3 separate regions of the Homo sapiens genome follow, and all the other regions are linked to region 1. Evidence: chromatin contacts called from ENCODE Hi-C or POLR2A ChIA-PET data. All regions are on one chromosome and are shown on one strand. The core of a region is the stretch at or near the end of the contact, and the rest is flanking DNA. Distances in the headings are between cores, read along the strand shown. Region 1 holds the start of UBXN2A (UBX domain protein 2A). Region 2 holds the start of PUM2 (pumilio RNA binding family member 2). Region 3 holds the start of RBKS (ribokinase).

Evidence for each region. A loop is a pair of places that touch in the nucleus more often than their neighbours do. ChIA-PET counts read pairs that join two places held with the same protein, here RNA polymerase II (POLR2A). Pooled maps may share reads with other maps.
Region 2: a pooled map shows a loop between it and region 1 (4-fold over the local background). The contact joins the promoter of PUM2 here to the promoter of UBXN2A in region 1. A Hi-C loop is called at or near these places in 1 of 50 pooled maps. POLR2A ChIA-PET finds 5 or more read pairs at or near these places in 2 of 52 experiments (activated naive CD4-positive, alpha-beta T cell and activated naive CD8-positive, alpha-beta T cell).
Region 3: a loop to region 1 is called in a map of CD8-positive, alpha-beta T cell, with 24 times the contacts of the local background. The contact joins the promoter of RBKS here to the promoter of UBXN2A in region 1. A Hi-C loop is called at or near these places in 1 of 168 maps with a recorded cell type or tissue (CD8-positive, alpha-beta T cell) and 6 of 50 pooled maps. POLR2A ChIA-PET finds 5 or more read pairs at or near these places in 1 of 52 experiments (activated T-cell).

The regions. Positions count from the first base shown.
Region 1 is chr2:23,938,483-23,943,402 of GRCh38, reverse strand. It overlaps UBXN2A (UBX domain protein 2A), which reads right to left and starts at 2,940. Exons shown (of 7, transcript NM_181713.4): 1 at 2,755-2,940. RefSeq lists an enhancer at 2,194-2,303 and silencers at 2,434-2,913, 2,974-3,073, 2,935-3,130.
Region 2 is chr2:20,349,025-20,353,343 of GRCh38, reverse strand. PUM2 (pumilio RNA binding family member 2) reads left to right here and starts at 2,500. Exons shown (of 21, transcript NM_015317.5): 1 at 2,500-2,747. RefSeq lists enhancers at 1,141-1,770, 1,978-2,067, 1,771-2,402, 2,403-3,032 and a silencer at 2,228-3,117.
Region 3 is chr2:27,889,020-27,893,552 of GRCh38, reverse strand. It overlaps RBKS (ribokinase), which reads left to right and starts at 3,166. Exons shown (of 8, transcript NM_022128.3): 1 at 3,166-3,296. The coding sequence starts at 3,208. BABAM2 (BRISC and BRCA1 A complex member 2) reads right to left here and starts at 2,824. Exons shown (of 12, transcript NM_199191.3): 1 at 2,711-2,824. It overlaps BABAM2-AS1 (BABAM2 antisense RNA 1), which reads left to right and starts at 2,439. Exons shown (of 1, transcript NR_028308.1): 1 at 2,439-4,097. RefSeq lists a silencer at 2,699-2,978.

The DNA.
Region 1 (4,920 bases), core at 1,691-4,190:
TAGGTACTCTTAAATTTTCAATGCCTTCATTGCCACAATTCTAGTCCCAACCACCATCAACTCTAGGTGGTCTCCTCATTTCCATTCTTGTCCCCATCCAATCCAGTTTCTACACAGCAGTCAGGACGACTTTTTGAAATAAAAAGTTGGCCAGGCACGGTGGCTCACGCCTGTAATTCCAGCACTTTGGGAGGCTGAAGTGGGCAGATCAGAAGGTCTGGAGTTCGAGACCAGCCTGGCCAACACAGTGAAACCCCGTCTCTACCAAAAATACAAAAAACTAGCCAGGCATGGTGGCGCATGCCTGTAATCCCAGCTACTCGGGAGGCTGAGGCAGGAGAATCGTTTGAACCCGGGAGGCAGAGGTTGCAGTGAGCGGAGATTGCACCACAGCACTCCTGCCTGTGCGAGACTCCGTCTCAAAAAAAAAAAAAAGTTGTTTGTAGTAAGACTTACCTTGCTTTAAACTTTTTTTTTTTCTGACGGAGGTAAACCTTTAAACGACTTCCTATTACTGTTAAAATAACATCCAAGTCATTTGGGTAATATTACGGGAGAGTTCATTGTACTGTTCTCTCCCTACATTTGAGTGGTTTGAAAAGTTTTCTATAAAAGTTTAAAAAAGAAAAAGAAACAGAAAAAGCTGGTCCCAAATCCTTAACATTGCTTAAAAGGCCCTGCATCAGCCGGGCACGGTGGCTCACGTCTGTAATCCCAGCACTCTGGGAGGCCGAGGTGGGTGGATCACCAGAGGTCAGGATTTTGAGACCAGTCTGACCAACACAGTGAAACTCCATCTCTACTAAAAATACAAAAATTAGCCGGGCATGGTGGCGCGCATTATAGTCCCAGCTACTCGGGAGGCTGAGGCAGGAGAATCGCTTGAATCCGGAAGAGATTGCAGTGAGCCAAGATCGTGCCGCTGCACTCCAGCCTGGGTGACAGAGCGAGACTCTGTAACAAAAAAAAAAAAAAAAAAAAAAGCCCTGCATCATCTCTTTGGCCCTAACCTACTTTATCACAGCACCCTTTTGCTTTCCACACAACAACTGCTGAAGTTCCTGAAATGACCATCTTCCCTAGCCTCCGCGCCATCTATTTCCTTTGCCTGAGCCTTTCTTCTCTCCTTTGGGAGTCATCTTCCCCTAATTCCTATTTATCCCTAATATCTAAGCTCAAAGATTACTTTCCTAGGAAAACTTTCCCAGCTTGGATAAGTCCCCCTGTTACCTTCTCTCACAAACAACTTACATTCTTTATTTTAGCCTCTGTCTTTGCTTATTGGCATTTATTTGTGTGATTATTTATTTTATTTTACTTTTTGAGATGGAGTCCCGCTCTGTCACCCAGGCTGGAGTGCAGTGGCACCATCTTGGCTCACTGCAACCTCTACCTCTCGCCGGCTCAAGCTATTCTCCTGCCTCAGTTTTTCTGAGTAGCTGGGATTACAGACGCCCCCCATCACGCCCAGCTAATTTCTGTATTTTTAGTAGAGAGAGACGGGGTTTCACCATGTTAGCCAGGCTGGTCTAGAACTGCTGACCTCAGGTGATCTGCCCACCTCAGCCTTTCAAAGTGCTGGGATTACAGGCGTGAGCCATCGCTCCGGGCCCTGATTATTTGCTTAATATCTGTTTTGCCCAATGACACTGTAGAGTCTAAAGGCAGAGTCTGTAATTGTCACTATTGTATCCTTAGCATTCAGTACACAGTAGGTACTAAAATTTTTTTGAATGAAAAAAATTAAATCAAGTGTATGCTAATTATTATACATTATTAAATTAAAATGCAAGTAAAGTACCCTCCACAGTGCCCAGCTGAAAACAACTGCTCAGTAAGTGTGAGCTTCCATTAACACTGGACTGCAGTCAGCCTCATATCATTAGTGTGCTTAACCACTCCCTCCTGCACACATTTTTTACACATTTTTGGACTCCGCCAGTGCCTAGCACTAACATTAGTGTTATAAAAAGATACTCTGTATTCACTGAATTTAATTGCCTTTTAAATAAATCCGACTTTCAGCATATTTAGAAAGAAGACACAACATGAACTTTTAAAGTTTCCCCCCTAAAAACAAACTGCAACCGGCCAGACTTCATACTACCACATTATTTTCTGCATTCGCATCAAAACAAATCAGCAGTTTCCTATCTTTACTTATCTCAAATTACGTACATAGGAACTCAACGCTGGATGCCACACGAACATTCATCATTGCTGACAAGTAATAAACTCTTTTATTACTGGCAGCGAAAAGGAAAAAAAAAAGGCACAAAGAAGAAATTAAGGAAACGTGAAATCAGCGAACACCAGGCCTTCAAAACATCAGAGAAAGTGAGTGGTGGGAGTCGGGTGAAGTCACTAATAGGCATACTTTGTATCACTGGACTGCGATCGTGCAGCGTTCGCCTTTGAAAATAGAAACATTGTGTTGCGCATAACTGTAAGTTTCGGAACGCCCTGCGAGAGAACCAGGAGCTGTGCCTTCAGCTAGCTCGCAAGTCAAGCCGCAGGCGAGTCAGGGGCTCGGGGTCGCCGCTCACCTGGGCTGGGCGGGACCCTGGCTCGGGCTCCGCCGCCGGCGCCCCTTCCCGAGTCGCAAACACGCGGCCCTCCGGAGCGAGACTCCCCCCGACACCGACGATCCGCGGCGGCCAAGCCACAGGCCGCGACCCCTCGGCCCCAGCCGGCAGGCGACCGCCCCGCCCCGCCCTCACCCCGCCGGACGCGGCGCGGCCCCGGGACGCTCACCTCCGGGCACGGCCTCCCGGCCTCGGCCTCACTCAGCTCAGGCACCGCAGGCACCGTTTGGCCGCGGGCTCCGTTTGGCTGGAGCCCTTCAGAGCCGGAGCGCCGCCGCCCCAGACCGCCTCAGGTTCCGCGGCCGCGCCGCTGAGATCCCGCCAGCCTCTCTCGGTCTTCGCCAGGCGCCCAAGCGCGCGCCGACGCCGGCTCCGCGCAGACCCGAGGAGCGCGCGCGGACGCGGGGGCGCGCCGAGGGCGGGGCTTGCCGCGGCCGGGCGCTTCAAGTCCCGGCGGGAACGGCGCTAATGGCCGCCTCCCCTTCCCACCACTGGCCCGGCGGCTAGCTGCCTTCATGGGTAGGGGAGATGCAGGCAGCTCGGTGTGTGCTCACCAGAGAACCCAGAGTGTGCTTACCTGGGTACCTCCTCAGCCTCAGAAACCATGGAGAGACATCCCTGCATTCTGACAATGTTGAACTTGACCTGAGCCCTGTGGACAACGAAGTTGAAGAAACCCCCACCCACCTTTTTTTTTTTTTTTTTTTGAGACTAAATCTCGCTCTTGTCCCCCAGGTTGGAATACAATGGCGCGATCTTGGCTCACCGCAACCTCCGCCTCCCGGATTCGAGCGATTCTCCTGCCTCAGCCTCCGGAGTAGCTGGGATTACAGGCGCCTGCCAGCACGCCCGGCTAATTTTTGTATTTTTAGTAGAGACGGGGTTTCACCATGTTGGCCAGGCTGGTCTTGAACTCCTGACCTCAGGTGATCCGCCCGCCTTGGTCTCCCAATGTGCTGGGATTACAGGCGTGAGCCACCGCGCCCGGCCCCTTTGTGTTCCTAAAAGGACTTACTACACGCAACCGCCCTTCCGCATGTGACTTTGTCAGGACTCAAGGATGCCCCCGTCGTTAGCTGTGACAAGGTCAGGCCCAGACCCTCTAAATTCCAGTTCTTCGCCTCGCAAATAGTTAGCTGACCTGCCTGTACTCACGATGTGGACAAATCCCGGCTGCCTTGACTTGACAGGACTTGAGTGAAGCAGCTCTCCCTGGGCCTCTCTACACGGTGACCGAGCCTCAGCCGCAGCCAGCGAGCAGCCCTCCTCATCCACCGCCTGAAAATAGACGGACCCCAGGGAAACAGTCTCTGTATAGTCTCATCGCTGCCACCTCCAGTCTTCTCCCCACTTCCCCACACCCGGGTCTTTCTAGCCCTGTTCACTCATCTCTGTAAAAGGAAAGCCCTTTTCTGCCTGACCCAGGAGATCGCTGCAGATCTCATGGTTGGAGAGTTCTCCCGGTTGCTGTAGCCTCCCCCAATCCCCACTCTCAGTTGCAATAGTTTCTTTCCCTTTTCTTGGATCTCTTCCACTGAACTCTCTCCTTACGTATATCCAGATTTGTTTTTTATTTTATAGTCCAGCATTCTCCCAATTGCAACAGTCCTTCTTCCTATTGCAATAGTTCTCCACCCTTATTGCAATAGTCCTTTTCCCCCCTGTTGCAATAATCCTTTCCGAATAAAGTCTCGGTTTGCCTAAATCGGGATTTATTTGTAAGTCTTTAGTGCGGGGACTCAGATTGAGATTGATCCTCACCTACAGGCCCATGCCGTTCCCCCCACCACCACCTCCCTCATCTCCTGTTCAGTGATTTTGGGAGCCTGTGGTGAGTTCAAATCTCACTGCTCATGAGACCGTGTCTGTTGAAGCACAATAAGGAGTTAAATTGATCCCATTAGGCAAAGAGACTTTTCTTTGACCATTCTGTGAGAGCTCTTCCGATTTTTTGGTCCCAGCACCATTTAATGAAGAGAGGATTCTTCCCTTGTCAAAAATCAATTGACCATGGATGTATAAATTTATTTCTGTACTCTCAATTCTATTCCATTGATTATGTATCTTATCTTTATGCTAGTACCATACTATTTTGATTACTGTAGCTGTATAGTAGCTGTATACAGCTGTATAGTAGCTGTATAGAAATCAGGAAGTTTGAGTCCTCCAACTTTGCTCCTCTTTTTCAAGATTGTTTTGTCGCTTGCAGTTCTGTATGAATTTTAGCTCAGCTTTTCCATTGCTGTTAAAAAAAAAAAAAAAGGGAGGGGGGGGCCACTGGGATTTTGACAGGGATTGCTTTGAATTGGTAGATCAATTTGAGGAGTATTGATAC
Region 2 (4,319 bases), core at 1,251-3,750, 3.6 Mb after region 1:
TGTAAGAGATTCTCCACGAAGAAACGTCTTCTAGGGTCAAATTTGGTTGGGACACATTGCATATTATGTCCCTCACTTGGATATTTACAATGCATATTTTGATTTTAAAGGCACTAATAAGTCTGGCAGAAAATAAACCTTTTGTCACATAGAGATAATACCTCATAGGTAATTTGTGGAGCTCAGTTCAAAATGAAAATGAGGGGCCCTTTTGTCAAAAACCACTAAGACTTTCTAGATGGTGACATCAGAGCATTAAACCAATCGTAGAATCTTTTTAGGCACCCCCCAGGCCTTGTTCAACTGCACAGGTCACGTGCCTGTGCTGAAGCTGGCCTTGTTCATGGGGATATCTGGAACATTAAATGAGACAATGTATGGAAAGTGCTTTGGTGCTTGCATGTTGTTAGTACCAAACAAATAACTATAGCTTACACGTGGCTTTTAGTAGGACTCTTGGTTGTAACAGAAATTCACTTTATCTAGCTTAAGCAAAGAAGCAGAATTTACCATAAGGATCCAGGAATGCGGCTCAGACTCCAAGGGTAGAGGCAGCCAGCCAGGCACAGAAACATGTGAAAGAGAGACATTGTCAGCACTCTCCTTTTCTCTCTCAACTCCACTCTTTCTCTACAGGTTCCCTGTCTTACAGGATGGAACCAGTCTGCCCAAGGGATCCCAGGTCCAAGAGACTTTCGAGGTTGGGGTCTCTTAGTCCCAATTCCATATTCTAAGGGAGGGCCTGTGATGGATTTATCTAGTTTCACCCACACTAAGCAACTGTATATAAAGACTCTTCTGCTATTATCAGCTCAACGGAGGGGAAAGGAGAAGGAAGGCAAAATGTGTACACCCCAGCATCTCCCATTCTTACTTGATCGTGAGACATTTCTTAAAGGAACATCTATTAACACTGAACACAGCACACTAGGGAAATGCTGTCGTGGGTGATGGGGAGCAATGAGATGGTTGAAGCAGAGGCCTGAGCGCCAGGAATTGGATTTGCATTTTAGATAGCAGTGAGCAGAACTGATTGGAGGGAGTGAGACTGGAGACAGGAAAGCTGATTAAGAGCCAGCTACAGAAATCCAGACCTGGGAAGCAAGGCTAGCATTAGTGAGGAGGCAGAGGAAGACTGTCTCCAGAATTACTTGGGAAGTAAAAATCTGCGAGGCTTGGTAAGTTATTTATATTTGGAGTCGGGGTAAGAGGAAGAGACAAGGATGGTTCTCAGAGGTGTAATTTGGGGAATGAATAGGTGGTGACACTGCCAATTACAGAGACAGTACAAGAGTGGGGGGTAGGGGATGGGTGTGACTTCAGTTTTTAACATGCTTGGTGACAAGAAAATTCAAGTGAAAATATCTAGAAGCCTGAAATATGAGCCTAAGGTAGGGGCTTGGGATGGATTTCAATGTCAGACATTTTTCAGTAATAGTTAAAAACCGAAGAGCCCATGTGTATTCAACAGGCACTTGCGGGCACAGTGTGAAACAAAACACAAGGTCCTTGCCCTCGTGGAGCTCACAGTCGCCTAGGGAAGACATATATTAAGCAAACTATACGGGAGGCCCTGAATATTTACGAAGTGCAGCATGTCAGGAGAGCCAGGAGCTGTGCAAACAAACCATCAAGAACAAATCGGACACGGTGCCTGTTACAGCTGTGTGACCTGGAGCCGGTTAGGTTAGAATCCTGGAATCACCACTGCTTTGCATGGGGGTCCAGGACAGCAAGGCAGATTTGGAGTTTCCAACTAGCCTGTAAACGGGGAAGGAGAGAGCGCTTAGTACGCGAGAAAAAGAAACAGCCAACGAGTGAGAATCACTGGCCCAGCTGGAGAACGACCTGAGTTTCCTTTGTGTGCACCGGGACCAAGCACTGGGGGCCGACAATTTGCTGAGAGCTGGCTCCACCTGCCTGGGGTGCAACCACGAGAAGAGTGACAGCCCTCTCGCAGGGTACAATCTTCCACCCCCAGATGCATCTCCCTCGTCTGGTTGTGGGGAGGTACAGAGTGAAAGTTAAAGGCCTGAATTAACGTCCGGCTCTTGTGGGCGCCAGCACTCTGGAAGCGAAATGCCAGGAGTACCCCACGGTGGGCGGCGCGGGCGCAGACACCCGCACACCCAGTTGGGGGAAAACAGTGAGCAACCGGGTAGGAAGCCGAGGGTAAGAAGATTCAGAAGGCGAGGCCCCACGCGGGAAGACAGTCGAACACAGCGTTTGGCAACAGTACGCCTGCGCTCTCCGAGCCCGCCGCGGCGGAGCCCAGGAGGGAAGCGCGAGCCCGCAAGGTGAGGGCGGGGGAGGGCACGCCGGAGAGGCGGCCAAACACGTGAGAGCGCGGAGAACGTGCGCACGCGCAGGGCGCCCCCGGCCCGCGCGGCGGCAGCGCGGGAGCAGGGACGCAAGGCATTAAAAGGAGCCGCGCCTTGGTGAGCGCTCCCCCTCCCCTTTCTCCCGGGGTGCACTGCGCGCGCCCGGTGGGCGGGGGGGAGGGGAGGGCAGGCGGCGGTGGCAGCCATGTTGTTGTGAGTCTCTGTGTCTCACCCTCGGTACTTCGGTGGTTCGGAGGAGGAGGGGGAGGAGAAGGAGGAGGTGGGGTGGGGGGGGAGGGTGGTAGGTGGAGAAAGAAGACATTGCCGCCACCGAAGGCGGAGGAGGGGGAGGACCGCCAAGAGCGACGCCGCCGTGTGCCCAACGGTCGGTGTCCCCGGCTGAGGCAGCGCGGCCGCAGCAGCCCTGTAAGTCAGTCCGCGTTCGCTCTTTCTCCGGTCCTTTGGCGCCGTCGAGGATGGCTCCCCAGGCTTTGTGCGGCGGCCTCGGCGGGAGCCGATCGCCAGCGGGAGGGCGGATAGGGCCTGCTGAGTGCCCGGGCCGGTGCGGCCTGGGGCCCGCTCGCACAATGCAGGGGGAGGGGTGCCGGAAGGGGGTGTGCGCGTGCGGGGGAGGGGGCGCCGCGCCGGCCGCTTTCCCGCTTCCTTCCCTCTGCGGGGCCGCCGCCTCGGGGGCGTGGGGCGCCGACCCGGTTCTCCCTCCGATTCGGCGCGCTGGAGGTTAGAGACCGAGCTGTCGGCCCTAGGGTTCGGAAAGAGGGGAGAGGCCGGGTGGCCCCAGAGAAGCATGCGGATTGCAAGTGGGTGAAGAGGAAGGAGTGGGTTTATGAAAACAAGTGTGGGCATTTTCAAAGGCCCGAGTGTGTCCGGGAAAAGCTTGCCGTGGACAGATGTGGGTATGAAGCAGTGACTTGGATTCGCCTTGTTTAGGTTATAGGAACGGATTTCGATATTCAGAAAAATATGTAAATTAAAACCAAAGACAAGATTAGCGGCTTCTACTATTTGAGCAGTAGTTTTGTATCTGAATTGGGTCAGGTTTTGGGGAAAATGTTTAAAGTTTCATGCCCAAACACGTGTAAAAGTTAGTGTTGTTTCTGAAAACACAGCCAGAGAAAACCTACTTAACTTAGCTTTTTATTCTAACATACGTAAACTTTTGAAGAGAGGAATGTATTGCCAGCATATTAGGTGCAATAAGACATCATGTTAGGACTTAGTACTTTGAGATTTTTACTTGTTGAGAAAACGGGGCAGATGTTTTGGTGAAGGAAAACATGAGAAAAATGCTTGTAAACGGTGAAGAGAAATGTAATACCTGTAAAGGTACTGTATGTCAAGAAAACAATTTTAATAAAGGGAGTTACCGAAGGATTTTAAAAGCTTGTTTAATGGTTAGATTTCGTGTTTAACAGGTGACTCTTCACCATGTGACCTGGAGTATTGGAAGATGACTTAAGGAATCCTGTAAATAAAAAAAAAAAAACAAAAATGAGTATTTTCAACTTGTTTCTCTTCCTAGCCTCCTTTTAAACAATGATTTACTTCATTTGCTCAATCATTATGAATAAAAATGATGGCATTTTCCGTGCTGCAAGAATTTCTTTAAAATTCCGATTTTTGGTGAAATTGCATTGTGTAGAATTTTCTTGGTGTGCATGAGGGCAGTTTTTGTATGCAGAAAAGGTTTACGATAATCTTAAAAATAAAATTTTATTTCAGAAACCTGGTTCTTGAGGATTTAAGTCCAGTTTTTAAATTTTGTTTACAGGTCTAGCTATTTTGAGTTATAATTGCCAGTAACTTACGCATTTTCCAGCAATTTAAGCTGTGTTTAACACATGCTTTCCTTAATTTGAGTCCAAAGTTCTCTTAGGTGTTTCAGCATTTAGCAAGATTTCAACTTTTTAAAAGAGCCTAAATTAATTACTGACATTTACTTTGCTCTTACAAAGCTGTCACTTTAGAATAAATTCTCAG
Region 3 (4,533 bases), core at 1,917-4,416, 3.9 Mb before region 1:
ATGAGTAAGGGGACAAAAGTTAGAGAAATATTTCAGTATGGAGAGAAGATAATGTGCCCCCTCCCCAGAATTTGGTAGGGGAATAGATATAACAAGATCCAAGGAAGAGATATAACAAAAATCTACTTGACAATTAAATTATGAAAACATACATCTATGCAGCTATCAAGCAACACAGACTAACATGGATCTTAAGGTATTTGACTTTAAGGCACTAAGTCCTTACACTTAAAACCACAAAAGTAGAACCAATACATCATATCTAAATTATCTGGAAACTCATAGGGCTGGGGGAGGGAGTACACGAATTCTTCTTAATAGATTTCTAAATGAAAGCCTCTTCCTTCAGAGGAAAAAGTCGATTCAAATGATCGTTTCCTTCCTCAATTTTAAAGAATAATGCCACATCAAAAGAAAATTAATTTCCAGCAAGTTACCAGTAAATGATGCTCTGGTTCTAGTTTTCATACATTATACCACATGAAAACTTACAAGTCCTTGCTAAAATAAATGTTGAAAATTAAAACCTGTTTCAGTTTATTATTTCAGATAGTAAGTAATAAATTTATTTGCTAATTTGATAGCTCAAAAAATAAGAACACTTTGACCCTATATAGTGATGACAACCAGAAGTATCTTCGAGATTAACACCTTTATATTCATACTTCAGTTCTAAAATCATCCTTTTTGTAAATATAAAACAAGCTCTTCTTCTGACCGCTTAACAGATGACCGCCCCCCGACTAGTCTCTCATTTCAAAGTAAGACTAAACATCTAACACTGTACTACCAATCATAAAAATCATGTACTTTTTTAAACATTTTATCACTTACAAGGAGCGTCCATATATATTACTGCAGTTGATCTTCACAAGCCTGAGGTAGTAAGGAATTTTAATTCCCAGTTTGCAGATAATATGGGTAATTATTATAATTTGATTCTGAACAGTATACTAATCCACATCATAATTTTGAAGCCTATTTTTTTCTATTCGCCAACATTTCCACCTTCATGTCTATGTCACAATTCTTGAAGGGATGCTTATCAAAGTCATATGCTAAGTACAAATATACCTATCTTATAAAAAAGCAAAAGGGTCTCACCTATATTACCGAATTGTTCTTCTGTGTTTTTCCCCACAGTACCCATTATTACTTTATCTCTTGCTTCTACAAAAGAAGGAAACAGAACCAACACATTCTAGACACCTATCTACCCATTATCAGGCATTATATTACTCATCTCTATCTGTAATTTCATTTACATTTCCCCAACTCTGTTCCCTGAGAACAATAATTGTTCCCATTTGACAAGTGGAAGCTAAAGAAACTTGACAAATAGAAAATTAAAGCTCAGCAAAATAAAATAACTTGTTGAATGTTGGAAGCTGGAGGATCAGAATCCAAATCCGGATTCTCCAAGTCCACTATACCCATCTTTCTCTCAAATAAACATTGATAACTTCTATCACCAAAGAGAAAAGCATCAAGGTGATTTTGTAAAGCGTATATCTTATAAAATGTGAACAGACAAAAAGTAAAAATTTAAACAAATGATTGCTTTACCACTAAAAACAAACTGGACTATTGCTGACCTACTGCTGAACCTGGTCTGAGTGATTCACTAGTCAAATGTTAAAGGGAACAGCCTTGCTCTAGAAGCCAAACCATACTAAGTGACAACAATACATTCTAATTCAGCAACGGTCGTGACTTTAGGATGACACCTGAGGGAATGAATTCTATTTCCAGGGCAGCCATAATACTATGTTTTAACAGTGCAAGGTTTCACGCAGTATTAAAATCTATTTCAACCATGAGGAGGTGTGACTTCTCTAAAAAAAAAGGGCGGGGGGTGGGGAGTGGAACACAATGACTCCAAAATCAGAAGTCACTTAGCCAAAAACACTGGTCCTTTGGTGCAGTGAACCGGGTACATGGACAGGGAGTCACCACCGGTAGTAACTCTTACGCATGGCAGCACTATAATACACCCCAGATATACAAATATTTACGGTGGTCAGAGTCCCCTGAATACTACTACTGCAATTTGTATTTCCTGATTTTGACGTATTGCAAAAGGAAAATGCAAAATTACAATTTTTGCAAGGGTCTGCTACCCCAAAATAAAGTTACAAAAGGTCCTTTGATGAGAGGCCTGGGGATTACAAAGACGTCTAAAGCACCATCCAGGTTCTTGCAATTAAAATGAGATGACAAACACGGAAACATGTGCCCTGCTGACGTCATGGAACGGAAAGGGGTGGCATCCTGCTGCGTCACGTCGACGTCATACAGCGCACGAGGGAAGTTACACTGGGGAAGCAATTTCCCCCAAGGGGCAACATTCGAGAAAAACAAGTTAGCTCAGACCCGAAGAATGACCACCCCACTCTAGGGGACGTCTTAAAAAGGGACACTCTCCCCTCTTCCAAACTGTATGATTCCCCTCATCAGGCAACAAGGAACTAATACTCGGGGTTTACAGGAACCAGGGGATGGGCCAGATATGGAGAAAGAGACGCCTCTGGCCTTGGGGGCTCGTTCTTGAGGGAATCAGCGTGATGGGGATGAGAAGGGCATCTTTGGAACGGGGGCCTTCTCCATAGGAAGAGGAGGCGAGTCCCCTGGCCATATTTAAACCACAGTTCTCCACGCCACCTGTGCGACTCGGGATCCAACCTCCCCGCACCAGCCCCAGTCCAGGTACCTGGAACTTAGTCCGATCGGTAACCGGCGACTACGTGGGGTACAGGTACCCGAGCGCGCCCCCGACAGACGCACCGACCTGCGCGCGCGCCGCGGGCAGGATGCGTGCGCACTCCCCGGACGTCCCGCCCCGCCCCCTCTGCGGCCCCGAAGCTGGGCGGCGTGCGCGCCCCCGCGCCGCGCCGAGCCGGGCGCTCGGAAAGGCGTCCCCGCGGTGCCTGACAGTTCCTTCCTCAGCGCCTGCCCCGTGAGTGACGAGGAGCGCGGAGTCTCGCCATATCAGGAGGGCCCTGTTACGTGAGGCTGTGCACCGAGACTATTCCAGGAAGAAGAGGGGACACTTGGTGGGCGGGGTGATTTCGGGCAGTCAGGTGGGCGACCCGCGTAGGCGTCTGAAAGGCCCGCGTCGTTAGGGAGGGCAGGAGTGGCGTCTCTGGTTACGGGGTCGGGCAAAGGGCAGAGGTCACCGTCCAGGTTGGACAGCAGCACCTTTGAGCGATGGCGGCGTCTGGGGAACCCCAGAGGCAGTGGCAAGAGGAGGTGGCGGCGGTGGTAGTGGTGGGCTCCTGCATGACCGACCTGGTCAGGTTAGTCCGGGGCCAGTTACTCAGTCTGCGGCTCGGGGGAGGAGGCGTGCCGTGCGCTATGCGCCCAGTGGAGCTTTTGGGCGCTGGGTCTCCAGGGATAGACAGTGCTAGCTTTGGGTATGAGCTGCAGGTTTTCGAAGCCTTCAGCCTACCTTCCTGGCATGAAAGAACTTGAGTATATAAAGGTAAATCTCAGGGGAGGGGACGTAATAGGCCAGGGTTTAGTGAAAGCTCTAATATTACTCAAAGCGCTCCCCAAAGACCTGCCCTCCAAAGACTTGCGCCCCCAAAGACCTTTCTTGGCCCGGCTGCTGAGCCTTTCCCCAAACGAGCCAGGGAACTTTGCCCACGTCATTTTACCTCCGAGAATGTGCCTACCTCACAGGGTTGTTGTGAGGACTAAATGAAGTAAAGTGTTTTGTCAAGCGTAACATTATCCAAATTGGGTATTATTCGTCTGAGCTTATTGTATAAAATAATGAGTTGAGCAGAAATCAAAAAGACTGTCACCTTTCACCATGTTGATTGTCGGCATTACTGCAGTATTTTATATTTACAGCGTATTTTTCAGCAAGCCAAGTATGAATCAAAATAAAAACATAAACACAGTATTTACAACCTCTGAAAACGATGATCAAATTATGATAGAAAATATGCCAAATGAAAATTGTTGAGTTAGGTCAGTAAGATTGAGTAGACAGATCCTTCTGATTTTTCTTTTTTTTAAATTAAGGTAGCTTTTCTGATTACAAAAGTAATGTATGTTCACTGTAAAATTAGTAATAAATTCAGATATTCCAAGAAAATCCTACCACTCCAATTACTGCAGTTCAGTCTTTTGATGAATATCTTTTCAGTTGTAATGCTACTTTGTGTTATAAAAATGATCAGGTATGCTACAGTAACACCTCATTCGTCCTGAAATGTTGCTTTTCCAAAGGGTAATAGAGAACGTGGAACTAAACAAAAAGGCTTTGGGACAATCAAAATAAGTCACCAAATTGCTGCACCAAACCACCTGTATTCTACTCAGAAAATAGGTCTAGGGTCTTCATGTAACCAATTTAACCTTACCTTAAAATATTTATAAGCTGTGTTACCAAATTTCCACTGAGATTAGAAAGGTGGGAGTTAGAGAAGAGACTGCTAGAGGCAGTTATAGTGACTGACGAAAACTTGAGGATGAGTAGGAGACTGTGTAACGAGAAGAAGCAACAAAAGAATTTTAAATACCAAT